Linked DNA regions of Mus musculus: region 2 is linked to region 1. A link is a loop called in an ENCODE intact Hi-C map of the cell type or tissue named here. Cell type or tissue: heart. All regions are shown on one strand. Each heading gives the region's core, and the rest is flanking DNA. Links, peaks and the distances in the headings are about the cores only. Region 1 holds the start of Tnrc6b (trinucleotide repeat containing 6b). Region 2 overlaps Tnrc6b (trinucleotide repeat containing 6b).

Evidence for each region. Hi-C counts contacts between places; a loop is a spot of excess contacts. Peaks named below come from ENCODE experiments on the same cell type or tissue, not always from the same donor. Only the 100,000 strongest peaks of a DNase experiment are listed, where the experiment ranks them.
Region 2: a loop joins it to region 1, with 2.6 times the contacts of the local background. A loop is called at or near these places in 6 of 42 quality-filtered maps.

What each region holds. Positions count from the first base shown.
Region 1 is chr15:80,711,213-80,726,979 of GRCm38, forward strand. Tnrc6b (trinucleotide repeat containing 6b) reads left to right here and starts at 101. Exons shown (of 25, transcript NM_144812.3): 1 at 101-276. In heart, for the core only: a CTCF peak has its summit at 8,051; DNase peaks (open chromatin) are centred at 5,719 and 6,409.
Region 2 is chr15:80,757,360-80,773,126 of GRCm38, forward strand. It overlaps Tnrc6b (trinucleotide repeat containing 6b), which reads left to right. Exons shown (of 25, transcript NM_144812.3): 3 at 2,181-2,271. The coding sequence starts at 2,227. Among named protein-coding and RNA genes, the nearest start is that of Tnrc6b, 54 kb to the left of the region's middle. In heart, for the core only: no CTCF peak of the experiment used is centred there; a DNase peak (open chromatin) is centred at 8,202; H3K27ac peaks cover 749 bases.

The DNA.
Region 1 (15,767 bases), core at 4,018-12,017:
ATCCTGCCTGCGGCCAATGGAGTGGGGCTGTGGGCGGGCGCCAGAGTGTTTGTGTTGTGGTTTTGGGGGAGGGAGGCGGAGGGGAAAGTTTGTTTATTTTGTTTTTAGTTTCTGGGGTCCCCGAGCTTCGGCAAGGTGAAGCGAGCGACCGTGACCCCCCTCGCCTCTCAGCCTCCCCGCGACGACGCCTCCACAGCTTGCGGAGGAGCGGAGACCGCGGTCACCGCTGGGCTCCACAGCGGAACGCCGCGCACTCGGAGCCGGCGCGGCTCAGCGGTGAGTGAGGATCGTGGGCCGCGCGGGCCTGCTCCTTTCTCGGGAGCCGCCAGGCGGAGCGGAGCGGGGCGACCCAGGGTGGGCGACTGAGGACGCCCTCGGGGGCGCGCGGCACGGCCCGCTGAGGTGCAGCGTGTGCGTGTCCTCGCGCGCGCGCGCGCGCGACGGGAGCGAGCCGGGCGGGAGGGGCGGGTTGGGGGGGGCGGGTGGAGAGAGCGCGCGCGACCCGAGTGGGCCGCGGCGGGCCGGGGCGCTTGCCCGGGGCGCGCTGTGGGATCGCAATGTGCAGACGTGAGGCGGGGGAGGGGTGTGTGAGGGACGCGCGGTCACGTCGGTCGCGAGGGCCTTGGTGTCCCCAAGTATTGGGGCCGGGACAGACCGGCGTCACGCGCCTGCAGGTGTGAGCGGAGGAAAGGGCTTCCGGGTGGGCCGGTGGCTGTCCGAGCGCTTCGTGTCGCCTAGGGCCCTCTGAGCTGCAAATGCCAGGCGGTGGGGCGCGAGCATCCGGTGTCCCCGCGCGGCGGGCGTGCAGGCTTATGTGCTGGACCCCGATAGCGAGGTTCCACGGGCATCCCGCGAGAGCTGCGTGCGGTCGGGGGTGGGGTGCTGTGGCGAGGCGATGCTCACTTTGGATGAGGAAACAGACGAGGGGCGAGGGGCGGAGGGATGACAGATTTGGAAAGAGCCTTGGGAAGGGTTTGCTACCTAATGCTGGTAAGGTGCCCTTTAATTCCAAACTAACGGATTTGTTAGTCCATGATGGCTAAATAAATATCTGGTCCAGTGAAATTCACTACAGTGGCTATCACGACACCCAAGAACAGCAGCCGTCTCATCCATCCTTAGTCTTGGACGCAGGTCACCCGTCTGAGACTTTGAGCTTCAAGCTTTCTCCTGTGTCTTTGGGCTGCTTGGATTCTGAATAAAGAGTACCAACCAAGACTCCGTGAATAAAAACATCATTTGTACCTCCTTCACAGTTAAACATAGCAGTAAGCTGTACAAAAATCACACATCCTAGCCTTTTGTGAAATGTTTCTCTTCGCTTGTGGGAGATTTCAGTTCTTGACTTTAAAACTATGTGTTCGCCGTGGGTTTTGAACGCTCCTTAAAGAGCAGAGCATGGAGACACTTGTATAGCATGAGTATCGATGTAGTAAGTGGGAGGGATATCAGTGTAGTAGTAGTCTCTACAGGTAGGCATATACTGGATAACCAGTATCCAGAATACAGATTAGACTGGTTTGTCCCACTTGGGATGCATGCCTCTGTGTGTTTTGTTTTGTTTTGTTTTGTTTTTGAGACAAGGTCTCATCATGTAGCCTCCGCTGGCCTCGAACTGCTTTGTAGACCAGGCTGGTCTGGAACTTACAGAGATCCACCACCTGCCTCTTTCCTGAATGCTGAATTAAAGAGGCTCAGCTTGTTCTTCACTGTTTTTAAGGGCTTGTCTTAAACTTGATTGTCTGAGTATGTAGTTTCTGATAGTACTTAAAGGAGTAAAGAAAACAAAACAAAATAAACTGTCCATGCTACATGGCTCTTTTAACCCATCATATCCTTGAAATCTTCCCTACAAACAGAAACTCTTTTTTTGTTGTTGTTTTTTGTTTTTCGAGACAGGGTTTCTCTGTATAGCCCTGGCTGTCCTGGAACTCACTTTGTAGACCAGGCTGGCCTCGAACTCAGAAACCCGCCTGCCTCTGCCTCCCGAGTGCTGGGATTAAAGGCGTGCGCCACCATGCCTGGCCAAACAGAAACTCTTAAATGGTTTTTGGTTTTTATTTTTGTCTTATGAGACAGGGTTTTTAAAATGTTTTAGAATCAAAACAATACTTTTGCTCCCTGTTAGTACTGGCTACTGTTCATTGTATGCTTACGCTGTGTATGTCTTCCTCTCTGTAGATTTTTAAATCCTTGCTTGAAGCCTGTAGGGCAGAAACTGTCATTGTGGGAGGGATGAGGACAGGGCTCCCAAGAGCCATGCAGCTAGGTTTAATCTCAGGTCTCTTTGGTGTTTTGTCTTTGGTGTTTTGTCTTATTTTCACCTACTGAATCATCCAGAGGGAGAGACGCATAAAGACCACCGAGAAGCAGAGAAAGGGAGGAAAGGAGAATCCACTGACTTCACTGCCTGAACCCGGCTTAAGACTGAAATGTTAAATCGAGACTATTCTTGTTTTAGAACTAAGCACCTTTAATAAAATACGTCCAATCTTTGTTTTTTTTTAATTGACATACTCATTGTACATAGTACTGCAAAGCTCTGTTTTTGTTTGAATTTTTACATTTCTTTCTTCCTTAGGTCTTGTTATGTGGCCCACCTGGTCTCATACTCGTGATCCTTGTGTCTTGACTTCCCCAGTGGAGGAATTACAGATCTTTGCCACCTCAAAAGAGTCAGTCCATCACCTTCTCCCTTTTGGGGTGTTGTTTTGTTTTGTTTTGAGATCTCACTCTGGACCAGGATACCCTGGAGTTCATTATGTTGCCCAGGCTGGACTTGAACTCTTGGCCTGCCTTAGCCTCTTGAATGCTAGGATTATAGGAGTAAGCCACAGCGTCCAGCTTCTGAAGACTTTTCCTTTCTGTCTCTGTCCACTCGTTCCTTATTCCCACTCAGGTCTCTTAGAGCTCCTTTTTATTTTTGTAGTTATCAGCCTGTGATTCAGGGCCATGTCTGTTTTGTTCGCCATGAATGCCAGAGCCTGTTCAAGTGTCAGGTATACAGCAGACTCCTGGAAAATATTTGTTGACTATGTTATGAATTTGACTTTTACTCTTAGTATTTATTGTTATTTTTAAATTTCTTGTAGCCTTGGCTGCCTCCCTCCCTCCCGAGAGTGTCTGAGATTTGATGCCACTCTTAAGAGAGCTTTCCACATAAAGATAGGTCTGAAATCACTGTGTGGAGCTTTGGACTGAACGCATTACACCCTGGTTGGGTTGTGCAGGCTGGCCTAGCGTTGCACCTGTTACTCTTCTCTGTCTCAGCTGCTCTTGATTTCTCTCTCCTCTCTGCAGCATGTTGATTCTAGAGACCTTGTATAGGTTCCAGCCCAGCAGCCGGCTTGCCCTTTGACATTTGCTGCCTTTGACATTGACAACTGCCTCTAGTGTTTCACCCCTACACATTGCCCCCACACTAATCTTCCTGAAAGATTGCTTTATGTTTTGTGCTCCTTCCCAAATCTACCACAAACACTTAGGTTGGAAATCCTCAATGGCGTTTGATTGCCTAAAGAGTTTAAGCGCCTTTGCCTGTTATTTACAGATCTTTGCACTGGTACTGCCCAGTAGAAATAGAAAGCAAGCCACAAACGTGAACCACATATGTAATTTAAAAATTTCTAGTAGACACATTAAAAAGTAAAAAGAAAGGGTGAAATTGATTTTTGTAACATTTTACTTACTTCAATATATTCAAAACATTAGTATTTAAATATGTTATCAGTAACAAAACAAAACAAAAGTACTAGTAGGGTATTTTAAAAGTCTTTTTTTCATGTTAAGTTTTTCAAATCTAGAATGTATTTTTCACTTGAAACGTCTCAAGCCATACAAAGCAGTTTTCAAATGTTCTATAGCCATGTGTTGTTTGTGGCACCTTATATTGGACAGAACAGATCTTAAGTGTGTCTTCAGCTTAGTGGAAGGACCAGACCTAGGTAATTCCAGCCACTGTCCTTTGTACAACTCAGTTTCTCTCACCTAGAAACATCTTTATAATCCAAACATGCTCAATCTCTTTGAGGGAAACACAAGGGAAACTGAGAGCTCTAATCTTTAATTCTTATCATCTCTGGAACTGTGTATTTCTCTGTATGTGTGTGTGTGTGTGTGTGTGTGTACATATGTTGCAACAGAGACCAGAAGAGAGAGAGAGCACATTAGAGTCCCAGAAGCTAGGCAGAGGTGGTTGTGAACCATCCGTGTGGGTGCTGGCATCTGAGTACTGGGGAGGCTGCAAAGTGCTCTTAATCTCTTAGCCATCTCTCCAGCCACTTCTCTGGAGATTTTTACCATTCTTATTGTTTTTATTAAAGATGCATTCTCCTTTGTTGTCCAGGCTGGCCTGGAATATCTGGGTTCAAGTGATTCTTCATCCTTAGTCTGCTGACTAGCTAGGAGTACAAGTAACAGGACACTGTATCAGATTTAATGTCATTTCTTCTCATATTATTTTATATTGTAACAGTTTACAGTCAATTTGTGTTGTAATCACGGGTGATAAGGCACAAGCACTGACTAATGGTTATCTGATGAATTAGAGCCAGTGACAGTAGTACATAGCCTCCCTCTTCTTGTCAGCGTGTGCCTGCCGAGTAACAGCTTGGTTGTCCTGGACTGTGTGTATTGACATCTTCCTCCTTGGATGCTCTGAGAACAGAGCTTTGCCTTCCTCATTTTTGCTCCTGACCTGGCTTGTGCTAGGAAATCTATAGATCTGTATGCTGATTTTTGTGTGTTTTGTTGTTTTCAAGACAGGGTTTCTCTGTGTAGACTTTCCTGGCTGTGTTTGAACTCACTTTGTAGACCATGTTGGCCTCAAATCCAAAGACCCACCTACCACTGCCTCTTGAGTGCTGTGATTAAAGGTGTGTACCACCGTGCCTAGCCCACATGTACTATTTAAATATTTCTAGTTAGATAGTAGTTAACACTCTGTCCTTTGAAGACAGAGGATCATAAACTGTGAGAGGCTTTTGGTTCAGTGCTAAGGATTGATTGAATCAGGGGCTTTGTAAATGCTGAGCACGGACATTTTGCCATTAGGCTAAATCTCTAGCTCTCCAGCATATTTTTATATTCCTCCTTTTTTGAGTGTACATTTATGTTTTTCCCCTTTATTGAGGTATTAACTGATGTTCAGAAAGCTAAGGATATTTAGTGTATGTAACTTGTATATTTGGAGTAGATTTGCTTCTTAAAACAAAACTGTTCATACTGGGCATGGTGACAGATGCCTTTAATCCTAGCACCCAGGAGACAGAGGCAAACAGATCTATGAATTTGAAGCCAGCCTGATCTATGTAGTGAGTTCTAGGATATCTGGACTATACATTGAGACTTTTATCTCAAAAAAAAAAAAAAAAAAAAAAAAGGTTAAAAATTTAAAAAGCTGTGATAGCCAGGCATTAGTGGTACATAACTTTAAACCCAGAATTTGGGAGACAGGCAGTCGAATCTCTGTGAGTTCGAGGCCAGCCTGGTCTACAAAGTGAGTTCCAGGACAGCCAGGGCTACAAAGAGAAACCCAGTCTCAAAAAGCAAGCAAGCAACTGTGCAGGGCTGGGCGATGACTCATTTAGTAAGGAACCTTTATAAGCATGAGGGCCTGACTTTGGATCTAGAACTCATGTAAACAATTGAGCTTGGCTGTGCAGGCTGTAACCCCAGCCTCGGAGGGGAGCTGAGAAGAAGCTTTGCTGAAACTCACTGGCCAACAGCCAGCTTAGCCGAGCCAGTGAGCCTCAGTGGAGACCCTGTCAGAAAAAGAATGGGGGCAGGCAAGAGAGGCCTGATAGTGGCCTTTGGCGCGTGCACGCACATACTACACATATATACCACATGCATACACAGTCCCCTCACACAAAATAAAAAATGCAAAAACAAATAACTGCTTAGATGTTACAGTTTTCAGGTTGGATCAGATATAAAGTTTGCAAGTGTCCATATAAAGTTTGGTGGTCCATGTCTTTAATCCCAGCACTCGTGAGGCAGAGACAGGAGGATCTCTGAGTTCTAGGCCAGCTTGGTCTACAAAGCAAGTTCAAGTCCAGCCAAAGCTGCATAGTGAGACCCTGTCTCAAAATGAACAAACAAACAAATGTATTAATAAATAAATAAACAATAAAAAAGCAGTAGTAATTTTTATTTGCATCCTGGCATGGTGATCCACATCTGTAATCCTAGTACTCTGAGGGAGAGGCAGGAGGGTTGCAAGTTGCTCTGGGCCTATACAATGAGACCTTGTCTCAGCCACCATCCCAAAAAAGATGTTTAACTTTCCTGAGACTTGGTTTCCTTGTGGTCTGTAAACTGGCTGTGAAAGCAGCTTCAGAAACAGGGCTCCAGTGCAGCTCCCTGAGTATTGGCACCCATGCACATGCCTGTGCAGAGCCACAGCCAAGATGCAAAGTCAGAACCAGGAGCCAGGAGCCAGAAGCCCTCAGTTTGTTTGTGTTGCTGATACTTGCTTTCGTGCCAGCTGTGTTCCAGGCACAGAAATGACTGAGAATTCAAAAACTACAGTGAAAGAAGTTTTTAAAGCCCTTTTCACAGAGAGGTGAAGTGATTCATTCTTCCTAGGAAGACTTCATTTCTCACTGTTCCTTGATAACTTTACTTGTTTATACCTTAACATATATTATGTTTCTAGGTTTCTAGGTCTGTCTGTCTTACTAAATTGTAAGCTTTAAATAAATTTTAAAAAAATGCTTCCTGCATGTTTGTGAATGTGCCTTTGCTGTAACGTGTGCATGGAGGTCCGAGGAAGACCTTGTAGATGTAGAATTGGTTCTTCTCTTCCACCTTTATGTCGCTTCTAGGGATTGAGCTCATTTGTCCACGCTTATACAGCAAGCGCTTTACCCACAGACCCCACTCACTAGCCCAGAGTTTAAGCTTCCGAAAACCAAGACTATTTATCCCTGCATTTCCAAGTACACACTGTACTATGCCTGCCATATTTTAGGCAATCAGAATTCCAGTGAATGCCTCAGACAAATTACTTAGTTCTGCAGCTGTACATAGCTTAGTTGGTGCTTGTCTAGCATACACAAAGCCCTGGATTTGATCCTTAGCACTTTCTTAAACTAAGTGTGGGGAGTGGAGAGGTGGTGCAGTGGTTACTCTCCTAAAGAGCCTGGGTTTAATTTCCAGCACCTACATAGTGGCTCACAGCAGTCTTTAACACCAGTTTCATAGGCTCAAACAAGACCTTCTGGCCTCTGTGGGCAATGCATACATGTGTACAAACCTACACAAACAAACTCACAAAATAAAGAACATTAAGACCCATATGTGGTAGTGGTTTATATTTGTAATCCCATGCATCCTGGCATGGCGCTCCACATCATTAATCTCAGCACTCTTAAGGCAGAGGCAGTGGGGCTGCAGGGTGCTGGGGTAGAGGCAGTGGGGCTGCAGGGTGCTGGGGTAGAGGCAGTGGGGCTGCAGGGTGCTGGGATAGAGGCAGAGAGGTTAAATCTCAAGGTCATCCTAGATTAGCCTAGGAAACATGGGGATCCTACTTCAAAACCAAAACCAGTAACCACATTACTTAGTTTTATAATGCCTTCTTTTATTTTTGTACCAGCTAAAGAATCAAGGCCAGCCTGGTCTACAAAGTGAGTTCCAGGACAGCCAGGGCTATACAGAGAAACCCTGTCTCGAAAAGCAAAACAAAACAAAACAAAACAAACAAACATAAACAAGATCAAAAACAAAAAGCCCTACAGATCTAGTCTGTTATGTGTTTTACCTCAATAGAAAACATTTACTTAGTAAAACAAGTACTTTTACTAAGTAAACAATTTACTTAGGAATAGGAGTGCATGCTTGTGACAGGACTTTTCCTGGGGGGATGTAACACATATCTACTCAACCCCAGATAAAGATCCCACCACAGATCAATGTATGGATACCACCCAAATCTAACTTGGTGAGCCAGTGAGTTTTATTGGTTTTATGGGAGCACAAATGACGAAAGTACAGCTGCAATACCAAGGCTCACCCCAGCATGGGTGACAGCTCACAAAAGCTGGAAACCTGGCACACACTGCAACCTGCAGGCGGTTGTACAGGTTGGAGAATGTCCTATCTAAGTGACTGTTGAAACCTCTTCTAGGGAACTCAGCTGGTTTCTACTGCTTCCAGGCAACTGGAGGGACTTTCCACATTAAATAGATCTATCCTCCTTCCCTTTCTCCCTCTCTCCTTCCTTCTGTCCTTCCTTCCTTCCTTCTTTCTTTTCTCTTTCATTCAGTCAACATTGTCATTATTTTTATTTACCTCTTTTCATATTGAATGCATATGGAGTCAGAACAAGCTACAGGAGTTGGTTTCTCTTCCACCATGTGGGTCCCAGAGATGAAGTTTGGCAGCAAGGACCTTCAACTGTTGAGACATCTCTAACTCCTCTTTGTTTTTGAGCAGGGTTTGACTACATAGCACAAGCTGGCTTCAAACTGCTAATCTTGCTTTGGCCTTCTAAATGCTGGGATTATGGACATGGGCCACCATGCCTAGGTCCCAAGTTCTTTTATTATTACTACTTTTAAAATAAAAATTTAAAGATTTATTTATGTGTATGAATGTTTTGCCTCCATGTTTGTTTGTGCACACATCTCTTCCTGATACTCATGGTGGTCAGCAAAGGTATCAGACCTCCTGGAACTCAAGTCATGGGTGTTAATGAGCCACTATGCAGGTTCTGGGAACTGAATCCAAGTCCTTTGCAAAAACAACAAGTGCTTTCAACTGATGAACCATCTCTTCAGTCCTTTCATTACTTCTTTAATGCTGGGATCAAACCCAGCATGTTGTACATGCAAAGCAAGCATCTACCAATTAGCCTTACCCTGAATCAACTTTTATGTCTGAGTATGTATATACATGTGAGTGTTGGTACCCATGGAGGCCAGAAGAGGCGTTAGATCCCTTGAAACTGGAGTTAAAGGCAACTGTTAAACCTGTTAAAACCACCTGATGTGGGTGCTGGGAACTGAACTTAGGTCCTTCACAGGAGCAGCAAGTGCTCTAAACTGCCAGTCCATCTCTCCAGCCCCCTCCTCCCAAATATTAGAACACTTAAAGTCATTCTGAAGTCCTCTCCAGGGAAGCCAGTCATCACAAGCCAGAGTGGAGCTCGTCTCTTCTGGCTAATGCACTTGTTGGAGACGAGTACCTGTAAACTGTGCAAAAGCTGTCAGGTGGAATTAGAAAGTGATGACTCACGCCAGCTTATCTGTGAGAGCTGTGCAGCACAAGTGACCTCTAGGTCACCTGAGTGAGTGCTGATGCCATCTCTGAAGGGCCAGAGACTGAGCAGTGAAAAGGAGAAAGGTGGAACAGGAGGGACTGCCCAGAAGGGCCTCTGGGCACATGTCTCGGAGAAGATGATTCCTAGAGCTTGGCAGGCTTTGCGTAGTTCCTTCATCTCCCAAGCCAGTGTGAGTTTGATTTGATTCTCAGGCAGAGGTGGAGAAAGGGAGTTGACAGTGGAAAGTCAGCCTGCTTTCTGTCAACTACTCCTCTGTAATTTCAATAGCTCTTTCCTTTCTGTCCTCTTCTGTGTTAGTCTGCTTTAAATTACTGTAACAGACTTGAGATAAATCAACCTAAAAAAAGAAAAGGAAAGGAAAGGAAATAAAAGGAAAGAAGAAAGGGTTGAACTAGAGGACACTTACCTAGCATTTGTGAAGTCCTGAGTTAGATGTTTAACACTGAAGCAAACTAGAATGTGTTTTATCTCACAGTCTCATAGTTTGGGTGGTTTGGGTCCATGATCTGTTGGCTTGATGCTTTTGGTCTGAGGCAAGAATGCACATAATGGAGGGTTTATATGATAGAGGAAGACTTCACCAAGTGAGAAGCAGAAAGTAAGGAAGAAAAGGGGCCAGTACCATAGTGTACCCTTCCAGGGAACATTCCCCATGACCTAGTTTACTTCCACACCTATTCATAGCGTTGTGAGCTGGGCATGGAGGCACACATCTTTGATCCCAGCACTCAGGAGGCAGAGGCAGGGGACCTCTGTGTTCCTGGCCAGTCTGGTCTACAAAGCAAGTTCCAGGACAGCTAGAGCTACACAGAGAAACCCGGCCTTGGAGAACAAACCAAACCAAGACAAAAAGCATTCTGTGTTAGAGACAGTCCTCAGGATTCAGACTGTAGTACTATAGACTGCCTTCCTTTCCTGTATCACTCCTTCCCTGGCCATGCCGTATTTTGCTTCTTTCTATAATCACTAAACTTTTTAAAGGAACAACCATGGTGTGGGATGTGGTACACACATGTACAATCTTAGCATTTGTGGGATAAGAATTATTTTCAGAACGGTAGGTTATTAAACACTGGTGGTACTGATTCACTCATATGATGCTATGTGACTGGTATTAGGTAAATGTGTGTGTGGTCTGGGTACTTACTTATTGTCCCAGATTGAAAAGGACTGAAGAGATGCTAGATAGGTACAATGAGTGTGGTTTATTCTGTAACACAGTTCTGGAGTATCTTATTTTTTAAAAATATAATATGCAATCTGGGAACTCAAAGCTAAGAAGATGGCTCAATTGATAACATTCTTGCTGTGCAGTTATAAGGACCTGAGTTCATATCACCAGCACCCAGGTAGGAGACAGGCATGGCAGCATGCTCCTTTAACTCAGATGGGGAGGAGGAAGCCGGAGGATCCTAGGCCTCACTGCCAGGCAGTGAACAAAAAAGTGAGAGACTGTGTCTCAAAATGAGGTGGAGTATGATAGAGGAAGACACCCATAGTTGACCTTTGGTTTCCATAGGCACATCAAAGAGGTCACGTGCACACACCACTAACGTTCAAAGTAGAAAGTGGGTCTGTCTTGCTAACATTCACAGTAGAGCAGGAGAAATGTCTAAAGCAGTTGCTAGGTACAGAGTTCTGGTCTGGAGGAAGAAATCCAGATAAGAACAGAGACTACTGCTCTGAAAGAATTGTCGCTCTCCTGCACAAGCCGTGTTGATGGTGCATCAGGCTCAGTGACAGTCTTTTCACGGGATTTTTTTACCCAGGGGTATGTCTCTGTCCTAATATATAAGTCTCTGAGTAGATGAACTGTGAACTACTGACTTTAAAATACTTGTTCACCATCTACTTTATCATGTTTTACTCCAAAAATGTTGTATTTTTACAACAATATGCTTAACATTTATGATGATTTATTTGCATTTTGGCATAGTTCCTTTAAAAAACAAAACCCCCAGCACATTCATTATCGCAATTAACCAGTGTGGGGAGCTGGGAGACACAAGTCTCCACAGAGAGGGGGCTATGCACTCTCCATGCTCCTGATTTACATGGCTGGCTGGCCGGCCAAGGGGAAGTACACACACACACACACACACACACACACACACACACACACAACAGAAAATACTCTTTCCCCACTCCCTCCCTCTCCTCCCCCCTTTACCTCTCTCCAAATCACAGTGAAAGGCTCTTTGTAAGACTAACAAAAACAAAACTAGAATGAAAATGTGAAAGGCATCACATTTTAAACCAGCGAGGGCTGGCTTGAAATGTTTAAACAGGGGACCCTGTGCTCCCTGCATGGCTTGTGACTCTGCCGCAGCACTGTGTGCCAGGGCCTGTGCTGATGCCCTGTTTGCTTTGGAAGCTGATGCACTCCGCTTCTTTGCTGCACTGAGGAGTGTGGACGACACTTTCTTGTTTGCCCTTAACCTCCCCATCCTTGAGGCTGAGGACTCATTCAGGTTGCTTCTTAGAAAAGCGACCCCAGAGGCTGGAGCCTACTCTGCCTTACTTGCTTGCAAATTGTCGACTTTCTTGGATACCCTCACCAGTCACTTCTCTCTACCTGGATCCTGAAATCTGCTGATACTGATCTTGAAATGGTGTCCTGTCCTTTAGTTATTTTTGCTGTGGCTTCGAGCTGGTTTTGTGTTTGTTCTGCTTTGGTTTTTGTTTGTTGGCTTGCTTGTTTGAGACTGGGTTTCGCTGTGTTGACCAGGTTGGCTTTGAACTTGAGGTCTTCCTGCCTCGGCCTCAAAGGTGGCTCAGATTGTGCACTCCGTACTCTTGCAGCTTTGTGGACTTCTGGCTTCTGTTTCCAAGCCACCAGCCTGATTTGAAGTCATCCTCAGGCTGTGTCTATAGATTGTTGAAGTAGCTGTCTGCCAGTTGTCCCATTTCTCTTTGCTCAGAAAACATTTCCTACCCATTGTTTTCTTTTCCCTCATTGAAAACCACATGCTTCCTTATTCTAGGAAATTAATTCTTGTCTGAGCCAGGTGCCTTTACTTTTCCAAATCTACCAACTCCCATTCCCAGTTTTTTATCCCTGACTTATCTGGTACAATCTTTACTTCATTTTCCATATGATTTTTTTTCCTTTCGGCTCTCTCTTTTTTTGAAGGTTTGATTTATGTAAAATATTCTCTCTGCATCTGCCTACCAGTTTATTTTTTTCTCTTACTGTCAGAATTTCCTGGGCTAAAGAGACAGTGACTTAGTGGGTAAAGTGCTTGCTCTGCAAGCCTGGGGACCTGAGTTGAGATGTGCAGTGCATGTCTGTAACTCCAGGAATAGGATCAGAGATAGGCAGGCCCTGGGGCTTACCAACCAACCAGTCTAGGAGACACAACAGCCCCAGGTTCAATGAGAGACCATGTCTCAGAAAGGACAGTGGAAAGCAATGGAGTAAGACACCTAGTGTTACTCTTTGGCACATGTGGCTTAGTGCAAACATATATACACATACACAAAGGTTTCTGTAAACATTATCTTCCTTGAAATATTTCTTAGCCAAAGGCCCTCCACATTGTGCATCCAGAGGTGCTCTTTTAGGCAAAATAATAGGTGCAGTTTATTATTACTATTGATTATTATTATTATTACTATTATTATTAAATGTGCAAAAATATAATTTTATAAAAGAATACAAAAATGATAGATACTATATATTGAGGTCACTACATTCGGCCAGTATGAAGAGCCTGTTCAATGTCAAGATGAGAAGACAGTTCACATACTCCAAAGAATAGTGAAAAAAGAAACTAGCATGTGGCAAAACAGTTTTGCTCAAAATTGAATATTTGAATTCTAATTTTTTATGTGGTACAGAGGATTGAACCCAAGGTCTACCACTTGCTGGTCAATGACTCAATATCAAGCTGTATCCAGAGGGGCTGGTGGCCTTTTCCCCTCCTCCTTTTTTATCCTCTTCCTCCTTCCTTTCTTCCCCCTCCTCTTCCTCCTCCTTTTCCCTTTCTTCTTTTCTTCTTTTTCTCCTCTTCCTTCTCCCTATTTCCTCCCCCTCCTCCTTCTTCCTTCTTCTGTTTTTTGAGACAGTTTCTCTTTGTAACTCTGGCTGTCCTGGAACTTTCCAGGCTGGCCTCAAACTCACAGAGATCTGCCTGCCTTGTGCTTCCAAGTGCTGGGATTAAAGACATGGAAATCACACCCAGTTCCAGAGGCTTTCAAAAATACTTTATTTTTTAAGTGTGTGTGTGTGTGTGTGTGTGTGTGTGTGTGTGTGTACATGAATGGAATGCCTGGTGAAGATCAGCAGAAAGTGTTAGATCCTCTGGAGCTGAAGCTTTAGGCAGCTAATAGGCAGCTATGAGTTGCTCCAGTGAATACTCGGAGCCAAGCCTGCTTCTCTGCAAGAGCATTATGGGTACTTAACTGCTGAGTTATTTCTCCAGTCTGACTTGTTGGTTTGTTTTTAAATTGATATAACGAGAGTATATTGAACTAGGCAAACTTTGTTAATTTCATTTACTGGTTCTAGTGACATTTTACTATATATACTTTATATGTACATTTTACTCTATTTTTTACTATCTATCTACCTATATTTAAAAGATACATTTTTTTCTGTATTTGTGAGTGACTGCATGTTTGTCGGTGTGCCACATACAGGCTGTGCCCATGGAGGCCAGAATCTGATCTTCCCGGGACTAGAGTTATAGATGTTGTGAGCTGTGCTATGTGGATTCTGGAAACCAAACACAGGTTCTCTAGAAGAGCAACCCATGGTTTTATTCACAAATCCATCTCTCCAGCCCCTGCAGATATTTATATTTTAAATATAAATATTGGGTCAGCACAACTGGTAGGTAAAGTCACTTGCTGCCAAGCCTGACGATCTCAGGCAGTCTCTGGGTCCCACGTCGCTGACAGAGAAAAGTGACTCCCACAGGTTGCCCTCCATACTGGCACCTAACATAATAAATACAATAAAACCTTTTTTAAAAAATATAGACTGGGTGGTGGAGCCACAGCCTGTAATCCCAGCACTTGAGAGGCAGAGACAAGTAGATCTCTTAGTTTGAGGTCAGTATGGTCTACAGAGTGAGTTCCTTAACAGCCAGCAATACACAGAAAAATCCTGTCTAGAAACACACACACACACATACAATTTACAAAGAATGACACTTTTATTTTTTATTTTTCAAGTCTGATTCTACTCCTTAGTCAACTGGCTTAGACTTCAGGTATTATATTGAGCAGAAGTGGTGAGATTGATCATCCTTTCTTTTTCAGGGTAGGAAAAGAACGTTTAATTTTGTACCAATAAATCCTTTACCAGATTATAACATATTCATTCATTCATTCATTTTGAGGAAGGGTCTCATGCAACCCAGATTGGCCTTGAAGCCACTGTGTTCAAGTCCAAGGCTGGACTTGAACTCTTGATACCCCTGCCATCGCTGCCTGACTGTAGTCTGAGTATAGCACAGGCCTCTTGCCCCAAAGAATTACTTTACCCTTCCTTCTACAACCCCCTCTCATTCCCTCTAGCCTCTTTCTCTAACTCTCTTTTACTCTTTCACTGTTTTTAAGAGCTTCCCTTAAAGCTGTCTTAACATGGTGGTTTCTTTGTGGGAATGTTTTGGTACCAAATTCAGATTATCTAGCAGTTATATTACTGTTCATGTTCTCCATCTTCAACGAGCCTTGGTGATTTTCTGTTTTACTGAAGTTGTCAACTTTACTGGTATAACACTGCTTATAATTTTCTCTTACCACTCTTTCCCCCCCCCCTTTGAGATTTATTTTGTTTATAATTGTGTATGGTTTTGTGCATTTGAGTGCAGGTACTCTCACAGAGGTCAGGAGATGAACGTCAAATTCTTTGGCGCCTGAGTTTTAAGCAGTTGTGAGCCACCCAACCTGAGTGTTAGAAACTGAACTCAGGTCCTCTGCAGTGCACTATGCAGTCTTAGCTGCAGAGCCATCTCCAGACCTACCTGTCTCTTAATATATCAGGACAGTTTGCAGAGGTGTGGCACCCTTTATTCTTGTATTGGTAATTTACAGTTCTGTATTTTTGTCTTTGTTTAACTGGATGGGCAGTAATTTTATTGTTCTTCACAAAGAAGCAAATTTGACTTTCATTTGATTTAATTTATTAACTGTTTGTTTATTTAAGTTTTGGTTTATGAAGCAGGTTCTTATAGACCAGATGAGCCTTGAACTCCGCACTCTCCTGCCTGTACTCCTGGAAGTGTGCCACCACATTTGTTTACATTTTTTTTATTTAACCAAAGGTTTAATGTGAAAATGTATAAGACCTGAGTTTCATGTCACAGTATGCACTGAGGAGTGGACATGTGGAAGTGTTTGCTGTTTCTGCTGAACGCATCCATTTATTTTCCCGTTCCAAGATTTCCTCATCCCATCCCAGCCGTGGTCTGTTGCTCATGGCTGTCATCTCCATGCGGTCAGTCATACACCAGGATCCTTCATAAAGAAATACTTA
Region 2 (15,767 bases), core at 4,432-12,431, 47 kb after region 1:
TCACTGTCATTACTGTGGTAGTCACTTGTATTGTTCTCTGTGATAGTCAGTCTTAGTGCTCTCTGATGGTTGGTCAGTGTTGGTCATCGATGTGGGCAGCCATAGTGGTTATTGCTGTGGTTGCTGTGGTAGTAGATTGTATTCACTGTGATCCTCAGTTATAGTGGTCACTGTGTGGTCAGTGTGGTCACTTGTAGTGTCCACTGTGATGGTCACTCAGAGTAATTCCTTCCAGTTGGTTTGACTAATTATTGCTTAATAATTACATATTTGAAGGTATTAAAATATAAGCTAGATATTTAAGACAAATACTGCATATATTCTCTCTTTGGGGAAATCTAGGTTTAAAAAAAAAAGACAAAGAGAGAAGGAATAGGGCCAGGATGAATGAGACAGTTTTGAGGAAAATTGCAAAAATAAAAAGTGCCAAGGAAACTTTAAAAACTTAGCTTTGAGGGGCTTGAGCCATGATTCAGTAGTTAAGAGCACTTACTGCTCTTACAGGGGGATGGGGTTCCATTCCTGGTGCATGCATAGCAGCTCACATCGTTCATAAATAGCTGTAGTCCAGAGGAGCTGACTCCCTCTCTGAGCTCCGAAGGTACTAGGCACACGTGTACACAGACGTGCACGCAGGCAAAACACTCATGTGCATGAAAATAGATAAAGCTTTGTTAAAAATTATAGGTTTTAAAATTTAGCACTATTTTTTTTGTTGTTTTTACAATGCTAGTCATAGAACCCAGGGCAAATTGTGCTCTCTATATAGCCCTGGTGGCCTGGAAGTCATCATGCAAGCCAAAATTCTCCTGTCTTTACCTTCTAAGTGCTAGGATTAAAGATGTGCGCCACCATACCTGGCACCTCCAGCCTTCTTAATATATGACATTTTAATAGATTTCTTGATGCATACTCTTTAAATATTTTTTCACATTTATTGATAGATTGTGTGCACATACTACATGATATGTGTATGGAGGTCAGAGCACAATTTTGGAGAATTGTCCTTCCATTGTGTGGGTTCCAAGAATTGATCTTAGGTGTCAGGCTTGGAAGCAGTGTCACTGGTCTCGGGTCTTATTATTAGAGGAGACATTGCTACTTTTATTGTACTAGTCTATAGAAAGTCAATTTGTATGAAATAAATGAGATGACATTTAGTTTCTTAGGCATATTTTCCTTAAAAAGTATACTTTGGGCTGGTGAGATGGCTCAGTGGGTAAGAGCACCCGACTGCTCTTCCGAAGGTCCGGAGTTCAAATCCCAGCAACCACATGGTGGCTCACAACCATCTGTAACAAGATCTGACGCCCTCTTCTGGAGTGTCTGAAGACAGCTACAGTGTACTTACATATAATAAATAAATAAATCTTAAAAAAAAAGTATACTTCATAATTAAAGTTACTGTCTTTGTTTTGGTTTTATTGATGTGAAGAGATACTATGACCAAGGCAACTCTTATAAAAGAAAACATTTCATTGGGGCTGAGTTACAGTTGAGAGGTTGAGTTCATTGTCATCATGGCAGGAAGTATGGTAGCACATAGGCAGACATGCTGCTGGAGGAGCCAGGAGTTCTATGTTTTGATCTGAAGACAGTGAGAAGACTGGACATGTTTCACACTGGGGGTAGCTTGAGCATTTAAGTCCTCAAAGCCCCACCTCCACAGTGACATATTTCCTCTAACAAGGCCACATCTCCTAATAGTGCCAGTCCCTATGGACCAGGCATTCAAATACATGAAGTCTATGGGGACCATACCTATTCAGACAACCAGTTACAAAAGCCAAGGATGTTAAACATGGTTATAATCCAAGAAATGCAGTCAATTCCAAGGGAAACTCACTGTGGCATCCTTTTTGGCAGGTGTCTACTGTAAGAGTCATTGAAGAGTTCCATTATCACCTTTGCCAAAAGCAAACAAATGGGTCTAGAAGTGTAAAACTATTTAATACTCCAGTGCCTTGAACCTTCCCAGCTGCCCTCTAAGATGGGGAAGCTTCCTGCTCCCCTCTCCCTCTTTTTCCTCTTCTCAGATGCCTTACGATATACACATACACACTGAGAGGTCCACCTAGTTAAAATCATTGGATATCCATGACAGATTCTTATCTAAGTATTTGAAAAAGCAAACTTTTGCCTTGACGTTCTTACCCGTGTTTTCTCCTTTTACTTCCCAGGCAGCGTTTGTGTGTGTCTGCAGAGTTTTGCACAGAGTCTGTTCCCATGCAAACCAATGAGGGAGAAGTAGAGGAAGAAAGCAGCTCCCAGGTCAGTACACTGCTCGGCAGAGCAGCAGCTGGAGTAGACGCTGAGCGGCAGTGGCTGTGGATGGACTGAGCGCGTGTTCTGGTGTAGGTAAATTTAGAAACTAGACTGATGAGGTCTATCTTCTCAGTTTTCTTCTTCATCATGCTACATGATAACTTAAAAGTAAGTTTTACTGAAGTGTGTGTGTGTGTGTGTGTGTGTGTGTCCGTGGATTAAACCCAAGGTCTAGCTTATGCTAGATAAATTCTCTACTTCTGAGCTATACTCTTATCCCTTTTTAAATTTGTATTTTGAGTCCGGCTCTGGCTAAGTTGCCTAGGCTGTGTGCATGGACTGACTTGGCAGCAAGTCTTGAATTCATGATCCTAAAGCCTCGGCCTCCGAAGCGACTGGGTAATGGTGATTCCTCCTTAGAATACCAGCATTGTAGTGTAAATTATACTGTGAAAATTGCATATACTTATGAAAGTTTGAAACTAACCAGAAATATAGAATGCAAATTTTGCTTTGTGGGATGGAAGGAAACATTGGCTTTCTTGGTTTTTAGTTATTTAATGACATAATAGTTCAAAATCAGATTTAAAATGAGAGAATACAGCTAGAGAACAGCAGCACATGCTTTTAATCTACTTGAGACACTGAGACAGGAGAATTGCCTTGAATTTGAGGCCAGCCTGGGCTATCAAATGAATAGCAATTCATCCAAGCCTACCTAGCAAGTCCTTGCCTCAAATTAACAAAAAGAGAAATTGGACTTTAACTTCATTGTCATCAGTCTTTTTAATTAAAAATATTATCTCCCTGTCTTGATTTTTTTTTATATAAAATCTTGTATTTGTAATGATTTTTGTTAATGTAAAACGTTATCACAGTACTATCTTACCTTAATTTTGGATATCTGTGAATAGAAGGCTTGGAGGATAAGTTGAACATACTCTGTATAATGTGGTTTTGAGCTAAGTCTATTTCCTTTTTTAATAATAACTTTTTAATGTTTTGCCTGCATGTGTATATGTGCACCCCTAGTGTACATGGAACCTAAGCATGTCAGGAGAGGGTGTGGAACCCCCCGGAACTGGAGTTAGATATGGTTGTGAACCACCGTGTCAGTGCTGGGAACCAATCCTGAGTTCTCTGCAAGAGCAGTGAGTGCTCTTAGTGACTGAGCCATCTTTCCAGTCGACAATAAATAATTCTTATTTGTATGTTGTAAGGTGATATAACAGAGAGTAGTTATTCTCAGGATGGTCACATTTTAAAGAGAGACAAATAAATGTCAAGGTACTAATTATAAACCACCGTGAGGACTATGAAGAACAGAAAATAATACAGAGAGTAAAAAGTGACTAGGAAGAAGAGCCGGGACGGTGGAGGACGGCCTCTGAGACAGATACTAGCTAAAGGACTAGGAGGCCAGCCACGTGAAAAGTGAGGAAGGCAGTGTTCTAGACAGAAGAGAGGGCTGAAGAGCCCCGCCTGTTCCAGGAATGATCAGGTGCCCAGGTGGCCCAGTGTGATAGCAGATTAGAAAAGGGCGTAGAGCCTGTGCTCCTCAAAGGCCACGTGTGGACCTGTTCTCTGGACTGGGCAGCCATTTACAGCTGTTTCCTCTGGGAAGAACAAAATAAATGAGTGTTTGAGCCATCAGCTTTACCCTCTGGAGACTGCTGGGGAGAGGTAGGAGAGGGATTGGAGCCCTGCGTGGTAGCTGTCAGGTGAGAGGGAAGCCCTTGTTCCTGTGACAGTGCTGGAGACAAAGGAAAGGCAGATTTGCAGTGTTTTAAAGTTAACTGGTTTCATCTTAGGAGGGCTTAAGGTCCTTTACATCACAAATCTACAGGAGAGTTTCCAGAAAGAGGGAGATGGCTCAGCTGGCAAAGTCCTTGCCATGCAAATACAAGGGACACACACAATTCTTTCTCCAAACCAGTGATGTGCTGGAATTATGGATACATTGGGTTTAGGTGGTACTGGAGATCAAACTGAGAGCTTCCTTCATGCTGGGCAAGCACCCTACAAATTGATATATATTTATAATTTTTTAAAGAAGTAATAAAGCTAGTCTGGTGGTTTACACCCGTAATTCCATCATCCTTAGGAGGCTGAGGTAGCATTGCAAGTTTGAGCTAGCCTGGACTATATAGAAAGTCCGTATCAATCTCAGCTACATAGCAAGACCTTGTCTCAGGGCACAAACAAAAATAGTGGTGGGAACATCACTGTGGACGATGCCTGCAGTCCAGTCCCTGCCTGTAAGCTTAGCACTGAAGGGGCTGATAACTTGCATCCAGAAGTTTGAGGCCAGCCTCACAAGAACCCATCTATTAAAACATCAGCAAATGACTTACTAAAGTGACAGGGCACGAGAAAACCTGTGAGAGATGGCTTTGCTGCAAATGCTCTGTGTTTGATAGGATGCTGTAATTTATAATAATAAAAATTATAAATAGACACAGATCAATTGTATCCACTAGTTTGTGAAGTAATAGTCATTGAATACGGGGATGGACGAGTTGAGGTATAGATGAGACAAAAAGAACAGATTCTGGACAAGTGTTGAAGCCTGGAGATGGCTGTGGAGAGGTTCATTCACATTTATTTTCTACATATATAACAATTCCTCTAATAAAACATTTTAAAAGCTTTGTACGTTTTTGTTTCTTTTTTTTAAAAAAAAGGTTTATTTTATTTGTATGAGTATTGTGCCTTCATTCATATACATGTACACCATGTGTGTGCCTGTTGCCATGGATCTCCTGGAACTGCAGTCACAGACAGTTGTACGCTGCGTGTGGGTGCTAGGAATGGAACTCTAGTGGAACATCCAGTGCTTCTAACCGCTGAACCATTTCTCCAGCTCCTGTTTCTGTTTCTTGAGACAGGGTCTCCTTAAGTCGTCCTGGCTGCCCTGGAACTTGCTCTATAGACCAGGTTGGTCTCAAACTCAGACTGCCTGCTTCTGCCTCCCGAGTGCCGGGATTAAAGACGTGCACTCCCACTGCCAACCAGCTCAAACACATTCTTTTTTTTAAGACTAGAGAAGACCATGATTGCTTGAGAAAAGAAAAGAATGAGTGGAAGGGTCGGAGTTGAAATATAAAACGGATTTACAAGGTTGATGGAAGCTAGGAACCAGTGAGTCGTGGGGTCTGAGCTCAGGCCAGCTCCTGTTCCCAAGGGCCAGGGAGGAAGAAGTTAGAGGACAGAGAGTGAGTCAGCTTCTCTTTGTATCATCTTAAAGATGGAGTCACTGATCTAGACAGTGGGCTGAATCATCGAGAACATGAATAACAAGATTTCCTCTTGAAGGGAAAGGTTTAGAGATGAAACTGTGGAGCAGACCTAAAAATATTAAAAATAAGAATGCTGGTTATTACATTTACAGGATACTGAGAGAACGTTAAATAGAAAACAAAGATGCTTCAGGGTGCCCTGGGGAAGGGCAGCTTCTTGGAGCATGATGTTCCTCATGAAGGGAATCTCTGTGCTTTTTCCTGGAGAGAAATGCTCACGTTCGGAGAGGATTAGAGATGATGTGTTTGTCCAGAGTTGGGAACTGTAGATTCTAATTTTTTTCTCTGCCAGAAAGAGATGAAGCAGGCAGTAACTTCCAAAATCCACAGTAGGTAAATGATAGATAATTCTAAAATTATATAAATATGTACTTTCCATTGTTGCTTTCTTACTACTTTTTGACTTTTAAAACTATTCTTATTATTGATGATGTGTGGACACACATGCCACACATTATACCTGTGGAGGTCAGAACACAACTTTATGTAGTCCGCTTTTTTATGGGTTCCTGGGGCTTCAACTCAAGTCATCAAGTTTATACAAAAAGCACGTTTGACTTGTCTCACCCACTCTATTATTACCCTTCCTTTCCTGTTGGTTTTTTGAGACAGGGTTTCTCTGTGTAGCCCTGACTGTCCAGGTACTGTCTGTTGACCAGGCTGGCCTTGAACTCAGAGATCCACCCGCCTCTGCCTCCAGAGCGCCACCCAGAGTGCCTGGGTTCCTTGCTTAGTTTTACTTTTGCCTTTTTCTTTCCTCTTCTCTCTCTCTCTCTATCAATTCAGCAAATATTTATTGATCATTGTTGTGTGCCAGGAACTGTCCAGGTGCTGACACAGAGTTGTTTATTATATTGTGATTTTTGTTTTCTTTTCTTTTGGTGATTGGTGTACTAGTGTTTTAAGTGGAAACAAGAATGTTAGTTTCACATTAGTTTAGGACTGTTGCCTAGCTTCACCCTGAATGGTCACTGGAATGCAATTTTATATGGCCAGTGAGTCTCAGAAATTTAGTGTATTTGCTTGTAGGGAAGTACATATTATAAATACTAAAGATATACACATCAACAGAGTTATCATTGCAAAACTCTAGAAGTCCCCTAAATATTTCTTTCAGAGGCACAGTGCTATTCCTTATTTTTTACCAAGGACCATTTCTTAGTTAATTTCCCCACTGTATATAAGAAAGAACACTGAATACATTCAACACAGTCACCACGAGTCGGTCTTTGTTCCACATTTGCAGAGGTTAAGCATGAGAATTGTGTACTGTAAGGTTTTATTGGCACATCCTGAAGGTAGGAGGTATGCACTTCATTCCTCATCCCCTTAGAGGCTCATGTGACCTACTTCATTTGACATTTATGTGCCTGTTGACCTGAAACACGTTTTATCTGTCACAGTGGCTCTCATTGGATGTAATGATCTTCTTTTCTGGTGCCTTGCCTTGCTACAGCAGAGTGGAGTTGTGTATTAACAGAGGATTAGCACTGTTGTACATTCACTGACATAGTTTAGATCTTAGCTGTTTGGTGTTATCCTTTCTTTCTTTTATTGAGATATTATCAAAAATGGTTTACTTCTATAGGCATCTAGTTAATTAGGTTTATAAGCACTTATTGGGTACTTAGGATTCACGGTGTCCTAGCTATAGGTGTAGCAAGTGAGGCATAGTGTTTGCACACTGGGGACTTGAGTCTACCTGAGAGTCAGATGTAGTCTGTGGTACTGTCATTAAATGCGTATCTACCTTAAAGCATTGTACTCTTCCTTAGAGGAAGCTTCACAGTGAAGAGGGAACGCGTGGACCGAGCTTTGAAGGAAGAATATTAGGTTTCTGGTTTACCCGATTGTGTGGAGGTGGGTAGAGACTGAGCAGTGTGATAAGTAGAAGAACCTGTGTGGATACTCCACTCTGAAGGATGCATCTAGTAACTTCCCATTCCTTTATCGTGGCTTCACATAGTAGAAAAACCTGGCAAGGGTCAGCCAGAGGATCAAGTTCAACATTATCAGTGCTGCCATGTTTCCATTATGTGCCGTTGATATAGTGTGAAGTAGCACTTCTTTCTTATGCCCACTGTCCTACTCTACTCAGAAAAATACAGCAGTGATCCCATTGTGAGGGCATTCTACAAAATTCCTGACTGCAGGTATCAAGAAAAATGAAAAGGTCTGAGAAACAGCCGAGAGGAGCCTAAGGAGACACAATGACTGCATGCAGTGTGCTATCCTAAGTGGGATCTAGGGACATGTGTAAATACTAATGAGATCTCAGTGGAATACACACTTCAGTAAATGATAATGTGTCATTATGGTTCTTTAATTGTGACAAATGGGCCAGGTTAGGATCAGGGTAATAATGAGCATAGACTGGGTTCAGGGTATGTTTAGAAAAGCCCATCTTTGCAATTTTCTTGTAACTCTTAATTTGCTCCAAAAAAAAAAAAATGCAGTTTTTTTTTTACATATATTAAGTTCTCACACCAGCCTTGTGCTGTCGTTAATGACTTGGTGGTAGTTGGCTGAGCTCAGTAGGGCAGTTCTTTCGCTCCAATATTGTATTGGCTGGCTCTGCAATCAGCTGGATGCCCAGTTGTCCAGAAATGTCCAGACAACTCAACCTATGGCTGGCAGCCAGTTGTCAGCTGCCAGCTGGGAGCTCAGCTTGAGGCTGTTGACTAAGCATTGAGGTGCATCTTCATGTGACCTTTCTATTTGCCTTAAGGTGGCTGGGATCCACCAGGGTATGTTCCAAGAATGCAGAAGCCACAGATATCTTAAGGCCCAGCCTCAGAAGTCCTCCATGTTCTGTCAGCTTAAACCAAGTCACAGAAGGACTCCAGATTTAAAGGGCAAAGGCAACATTACTACCTGTCAGTGAGAAGTTTGGCAAAATACTCAAGGCTGTCTTTAATCTCCTACACAGCAAGTAGAATGCTAGATGCCAGAATGAACAAGATGGTGTCAAGAGACTGGATTATTTTAGACTGCAGAGTTTCCAGATTATGGAAAAGGAAATGAAATCCTCATTTTGCTTTACAGTTTTCTCTGATTAGCCTTGTTGGAGGAGATAAACTAAAATATTTGTATGACCTTGAGGTTTCCAAAGAAAGAGAATCTGAATTCCACATGGTAGCACATAACCATAATACTCAGGCTGAGACAGGAGAATTATAAATTCAAGGTCAGCCTGGGTAACACTGTCAGACTCTGTTCCAGAAAATCAGAGAAGGAGGAAGAGTAACAGAGCCAACCCAACCCTGCACATCCATTTCCTTTGGGTCTTGAGCTTTCAGTGTAGGTTCTAATGGGAGGCATGAGGAGGGGAACCCACCACCTTTCTGGGGTAGTCTCCTGATGTGTGTGTACCTATGTATTCCCCCCACACACACACCAAAAGCATATTTGTGGAGGTCAGAGGACAACTTGACAGAGTCCTCTTTCTCCTTTAATCATACAGGTTCCAGGGATGGAACTCAGACCATCAGGCTAGGTGGAAAATTTCTTTACTAGCTGAGTCATCTTACCAGCCCGGTATTTCTTTTTCTTTGTCCTCCCCTCCCCTCCCTTCCACTTATTTTTTATTTTATTTATCTATTTGGTTTTTCAATACAGGGTTTCTCTACATATCCCTGGCTGTCCTGGAACTCACTCTGTAGACCAGGCTGTCCTCAAACTTACAGAGATCCATCTCTTCCCAGTTGCTGGAACTAAAGGGGTGTGCCACCACTGCATGGCTATTTATTTATAAGAAAAGACTTCATTATATATCCTTTGCTGGCCTGAAACCCACTATGTAGACCAGGCTGGCTTTGAACACCTGTGTCTGCTTCCTGGGTGCAGCTGGGATTAAAGTCTGGCTCCTCCTTTATGTTTCTTTCTTTTTTTTAAAGATTTATTTATTATTTTATCTAAGTACACTGTGGCTGTCTTCAGACACACTCTAGAAGAGGGCATCAGATCTCATTACAGATGGTTGTGAGGCACCATGTGGTTGCTGGGATTTGAACTCAGGACCTTTGGAAGAATAGTCTGTGCTCTTAACCGCTGAGCCATCTCACCAGCCCCCTCCTTTATGTTTCTTATAAAGAACGAATTGTGATAATCATTTTCAACTTCCTGCCTACTTTTGTGTAAATCATATTTTCTTCCATTTTCTTATACTAAAGATGGGAAGCCTGGACCTCATGCATTCCAAACAACTGTTGTACCACTGAGTTATGTCATCAGACTTCTTCCTACTTTTCTATTTTGAGTCAGTCTCACAGTTACCCAGGCAGGCCCTGAATTTACAGTCCTCTTGCCTCAGCGAGGCATTAACAAACTATAACAAGGTTTCATGGCTCTTGAAATCAGGTAATAATGGTGGGTCTCACACAAACATGTTTAGGAGTGGGGTGGGAGCAGCTGAGACAAGTGTGGGAAGGAGGATGCTTGGATGGTAAGAGGTAACAGAAAGGAGGATGTAATAGAAAGGATTTGTTGTAGCTGGTGTTACTAATGTTATTTCTGCAGTTCAGTTTGGTTGATCTTTTCTTTTCATGGTCGTGGCTTACAATTCCAATTCATTTTCCATCATTGAGGGAAGTCAAGGCAGGATCTTGAAAGAAGGCCTGCTTGCTATCCCTTATAGCATTGCTTCTCATTAAGGAACTCACTTCAAAGGCATAGTGGAGCAGGAACCATGCAGGATGCTGCTTACTGTCTGACAGGCAAGTTTATGCTTAGCCAGCTTTCTTTTTAGGGCCTCCTGCCTAGTGATTGCTGCTACCCACAGTGGGCATCGGTTAACAGTCAAGACAATCTCCCACAGACAGTCTCAGACACAAATGTGATATAGGTGTGTCTTAGGGTTTTACTGCTGTGAACAGACACAATGACCAAGGCAACTCTTATAAGAACAACATTTCATTGGGGCTGGCTTACGGGTTCAGAGGTTCAGTCCATTATCATCAGGGCAGGAACATGGCAGCATCCAGGCAGGCATGGTGCAGGAGGAACTGAGAGTTCTACATCTTCATCTGAAGCCTGTCAGGAGAAGACTGACTTCCTTGTAGCTAGGATGAGGGTCTTAAAGCCTGTGCCCATAGCACTGTACCTAACCCTTCAAGTAGCAGGAGAATCTATGAGAAAATCAAGTTTAGAAATGAAGAGAATGAATGTTGTTTCCTGTATAAGGTTTGAGATGCTATATACTATCCTTATCACTAACTCTGCCCTCCAGGTTAGAAAGATACCTGACTGACTGACAGGATAGTTCAGGATGCAGGACAGTGTTTGGAATCACCGAAATGTAATAGATGAACTTGTGAGATTATAGTAAATTGCTATGGCAGAATGTGGAGAGAGAAGTTCAGGGACAGGTGCTGGGAGAAGTGCATGCTTAGGGAACAGAGGAACAAGAAGCTTATTCATCCCTTTAGCTTTATCAGATATTTTATTTGTGCCAGGCTTACAGTGAAGAAGACATTCAGAGTGTCTGAGTCAGGAATTTGCATTGTTGATGCGGAGCCAAACAGAAAACCACATGAACAAATAAGAGGTCCTTCTGGAGTGATCTGTGTTACTCAAGGGAATGACTGAATATGGAAGATGCTTCAGGGAAGCTCTGCTCAAAGAGATGGTACCCGAGCGGGTGTCTAAATGATGGAAAGAAAGTTTTCATGTAACAATATTGGAAAAAAGCATTCTAAGTAATAAATCCACAGGCCCCAATATTGAGTGAGGGAGACAAAAGGAAATAAAATGGAAATCTATATGAAAGCACAAGGCAGAAAAGAATTTCAAAAGGGTAGTGGTGGCTACTCTGTTCAATGTTGGTAGAGATTAGGGAATAACAAAAGTAATAAAAATTTATTGGGGAGGCTGCAAGATGGCTCAGTGGGTTAAGGTGCTTCCACCCTGCCTGGTAACCCACATACAAGTAGAGACAAAGAACTGACTCTGCAGAGCTGCCTCTGAGCTCTACATATACACCATGGTATGCATACACATGCACACACACACACGCACACACACACACACATGCACTTAAACATGCAAGTGAGTACATACACATATACACACAGTAATCATTTTCATATAAATTTATTGAAAGGTGAAAGCAAGGATACAAATATTTGTCTACTTGTGTTGGTAAAAGTATCGTTCACAAGATCTAAAAGGTGGAAAGCAATCAAAATGTTTCTTAATGGGTGAATGGATAAAAATGTGTATATATACATACGTGTGTATATATATGTGTGTGTGTATGTATATGTATGTATGTGTATATATGGAACATGTTTCATCCTCAAAAAGGAAGAAAATCTGGACACGTGTTACAAAATAGATGAGCTTGGTAATACTATGCTAAGTGAAATAAGCAATTAGGAAAAGAAGTGTATCATCTCACTTACCTGGAGTGGTCATGTCATAGAGACAAAGCACAGCGACCAAGAGTGGGGAATAAGGACTTGTTCTTAAGTATCACTGGATTTCAGGTGACACACTTCTTTTGAAGTGATAGAGTATGCTGGTTACACAGCAGTGGGCTTGGTGCCAGTGTGTTCAGTTAATGGTGTGAGGGCAAGGATGTCACCTATAGTCCTAGAGTACCTACCTAGTGTGCTTCAGGTTCTGGACTCCTTCTTCAGAACCGTGTACAAAGCAGTCATTTGTTCTAAGTGTTGGGAGATAAAGTTAAGAGAATCCTCAGAAAGTAAGGTGAAAAATACTGGTGAGAGACACATGGATAAATTAAAAAAAAAATTAGTGGATCAACCCCAGGACTGAACATTAAATAACAGGACTTGTAGGAGGAGAAATCAGAGAGGAGGAAATTGTCAAGAACATAGAGGAAGCCAGGCAGTGGTGCCGCACACCTTTAATCCCAGCACTTGGGAGGCAGAGGCAGGTGGATTTCTGAGTTTGAGGCCAGCCTGGTCTACAGAGTGAGCTCCAGGACAGCCAGAGCTATACGGAGAAACCCTGTCTCGAAACCGCCCCCCCACCCCCCAAAAAAAGTAAAGAAAAGAAAAGATGATAGAGGGAAAGCCTGGCACCTGAAGGAGCTGCTGCCTGGCTGCGGGGCCTGCCCTGTACAAGCAGCAGTGAGGAGAGCTGCACTTAGTGGTTTGCGCTTTAGAAAAATAAACATAATAGAAAATTGCAGAAGATTTTAGAAAAACAACAGAGTTCCCCCAAGCAGAATTTAGAATGACATGTAGCTTCTGTGTGGCAACTGTGGCAGCGTGCAAGCTTACTCTGCTGCTTCTAGGGGGGACAAACTTTACAAAAAGGAAAATTGAGTTATACCATTCCCTGTGATTCAGCTGTATGTGTTATTTACTTTCTAATAACACTGTTTGAAGTAAATATTGATATAAAGAAAATGATGACTCAGATTGGGAGGATAGAAAAGGAAGGGAAATAAGGATTGAGGAGGAGATATTATTCAATATTTAAAACCGTGTATGTAAGACCTGGGCTGTAGCTGAGTGAGTGAGCACTGCCTAGCTTTATAGAAACCAGTTAATCAGGCAGGCAGTCTTCATTGCAGGTTCCAAAATTAAACAGTCATGTTACAAGTGAGAAACGCAAATACAGATTGTAGTTTACTCTTAAAAATTTGGGCAGTAAGAGCAGGCAGGGGGCCTAGAGAGGTCACTCAGCAGTTAGGACCACTTACTGCTCTAGTAGAGGATAAGCAGTTTGTTTCAGCACTGAGGCAGCTTATAGCTGACTAACTCCTGCTCCAGAGGCTCCGACACCGTCTTTTGGCCTCTACAGGCACTGCACCGTGTAGTATACTTACATGTGGGCAAAACACTCATACACATAAAGTAAAAGTAAAAATAAGTAAATCTTAAGAAAATAAAAAAGCAGGCTGGAGAGACGGCTCAGTGGCTCCGAACACTAGCCGCTCTGCCAGAGGACCAGGATTCAGATCCCAGCACCCATATTGGCAACTTACAACTGTCTGTAACTCCAAACTTTGACAGCCTCATACAGACGTACATATGCAGGCAAAACACTGATACACATGAAATAAAAATAAACAATTAAAAAACTGGCGCACACCTGTAATCACCACACTTGGAAGGCTGGAGATTTGAGTTGCAGGTGGTTAAAGATGGGTTAGTTTAAAAAAATAAATAAATAACAGGGAGATATTTGAGACCACAAAGCCAAAAATAAATCTTAGATTAAGAAAGATTGCAAAATCTATGTTAGTTGAAGAGACAGACTTAATGAAAATGGGCATTGGGTGCAAGAGAAAAAAGAACCCTCAGAACCCACGCTGCCTGTTTCCGGCTAAGGTAAAGGAGAGATAGGCCACTTGTTTCAGACAGGTGAAGAATGTGGGGTTATGAAAATTTGACAAAAGATTTCTAAACATGTATCAACCAAAAATTAATACAAAATCAGGTGTCTCATTAACACAAGGTGTTTGGGGCAGTGCATGGATTTCCCAGCTTCAGGGCAGCTTGGTGACCCACAACGTGCGTGCTTTGCATTGCATTGCAGGTGCTGTCAGGTCATGCATCACCAAGGGTTACTGACCACCACCTGACCTGGGATGAAAACGGTTACAGTGTTAGGTACTCAGTGTCTTGCTTTTATGTGTGCATTTATGAAGACAGCTGTCACTGTTGGGATGATGACTACCTTTTACTGTTGTTTCTGTCCATGTGTGTGGCGTATGGATGCGCATGTGTTCCTGTGTGTGCAGCTCAGCCTACCCACTGCTCAGTTCTGCCTTTTATTTGGCTACTTGTGGCCTCTCAACTCTGTGTTCCAGCTGTTCTGCTATTGCTACCTCTCTGCTGCCTCTGCCACTGCTTCACTGTTGTTTCTTTTATTTCCAACTGAGCTGGAAAAGGCAGAGAAAAATTACTTGAGGAAAGTAATTTATTGAGTATAATGTTACAATCATTCCTGCTTGCTTATATAATCATAGCAAACATCTTGTGCAAATGAGGGTTTGTGTTTGCACTAGTCAGTAGTGTCTCTTTCTAGACCAGTCACAGAATTCCTTCTAGTAGGCCATAGGGAAAGTGCACCTTCTCTGGCTGCAGAGTCACCTCAAGTTCATGGAGGTTTCTAATAGCAAAACATCTGGTACTTTGAAACACTCCTCCCTGGGCCTTGTACTTTCAGGAGTGAAAGCAGGCAGCTGGATCATCATGTGTTTTCCTGAATGTGTCAGAGGAGTGTTTAAAACAGCTGGTGCTAGAATAAGAGAGGGCATCTGGCTGTTTGACTGGCAGTCCCTTTGCTCAGGGAAGGTGGGGCAGCAAGGGAGAGTGCAATAGCTCAACAATGCTGAGTCAACACACTGCCTCCCTCCATATGTGCTTATTTACAAGAATGTTCTTATCAAAAGATAAGAACGTGAAGAACTCATCAACAACACCAGTAGTGATTTTAACAGTTTTTAAAGTTCTTTAACAATGCCTAACACCTGCTCAGTGCCCCAGGTACAAGTTCCACTTGGAATCTCATTGAATGTGAGATTAAGGGAGAGAGATTAAGGAGCTCATGTATAGTATAGATTTCTTACTAAGGGGTCTTAGTGAGTTGTGATACTATTTACATAAGAATTAGAAGATTCATTGCTGGGTGGCAGTTGCTCATGCCTTTGGGGTCAGAGGCAAACATATCTCTAGTAAGTTTGGGGCTAGCCTGGTCTATAGAATGAGTTCTGGGACAGCCAGGGCTACACAGAGAAACCCTATCTTGAAAAACAAAAACAAACAAAAAAAGAATTAGGAGATATAGAAGGCTAGGGAGATGGTGGCTTAGTGGCTACACAATCAAGAGAACAGGAGTTTGGTTTCCAGAACACACATACGTTCCAGATGAGTGTGGCAGCCCATTTGTAATTCCAGCATTGGAAGATAGAAATAGGGGAATCTCATAGAAAGCTGATTAATGAGACTAATTATATCAACAGATTCAGGGTTTGATTGAGAAGAGACCCTGCCTCAATGATTAAGGTAAAGAGTGATCTAGGATGATTCCTGACATCCCCTTGGGCTTTCATATGAATGTACACACATTACATGTATACCTACACATGCAGATACCACACATGTGTGCTCACTGTGCACATGGAAGCATGCAAAAATGGACAACGGAAAATTGGGGGATAAAAATAGGAAAAGAAATTTAGGAAATAAGATATTGTCTAATTTTGAGTTTATTGGGCCAGCCAGC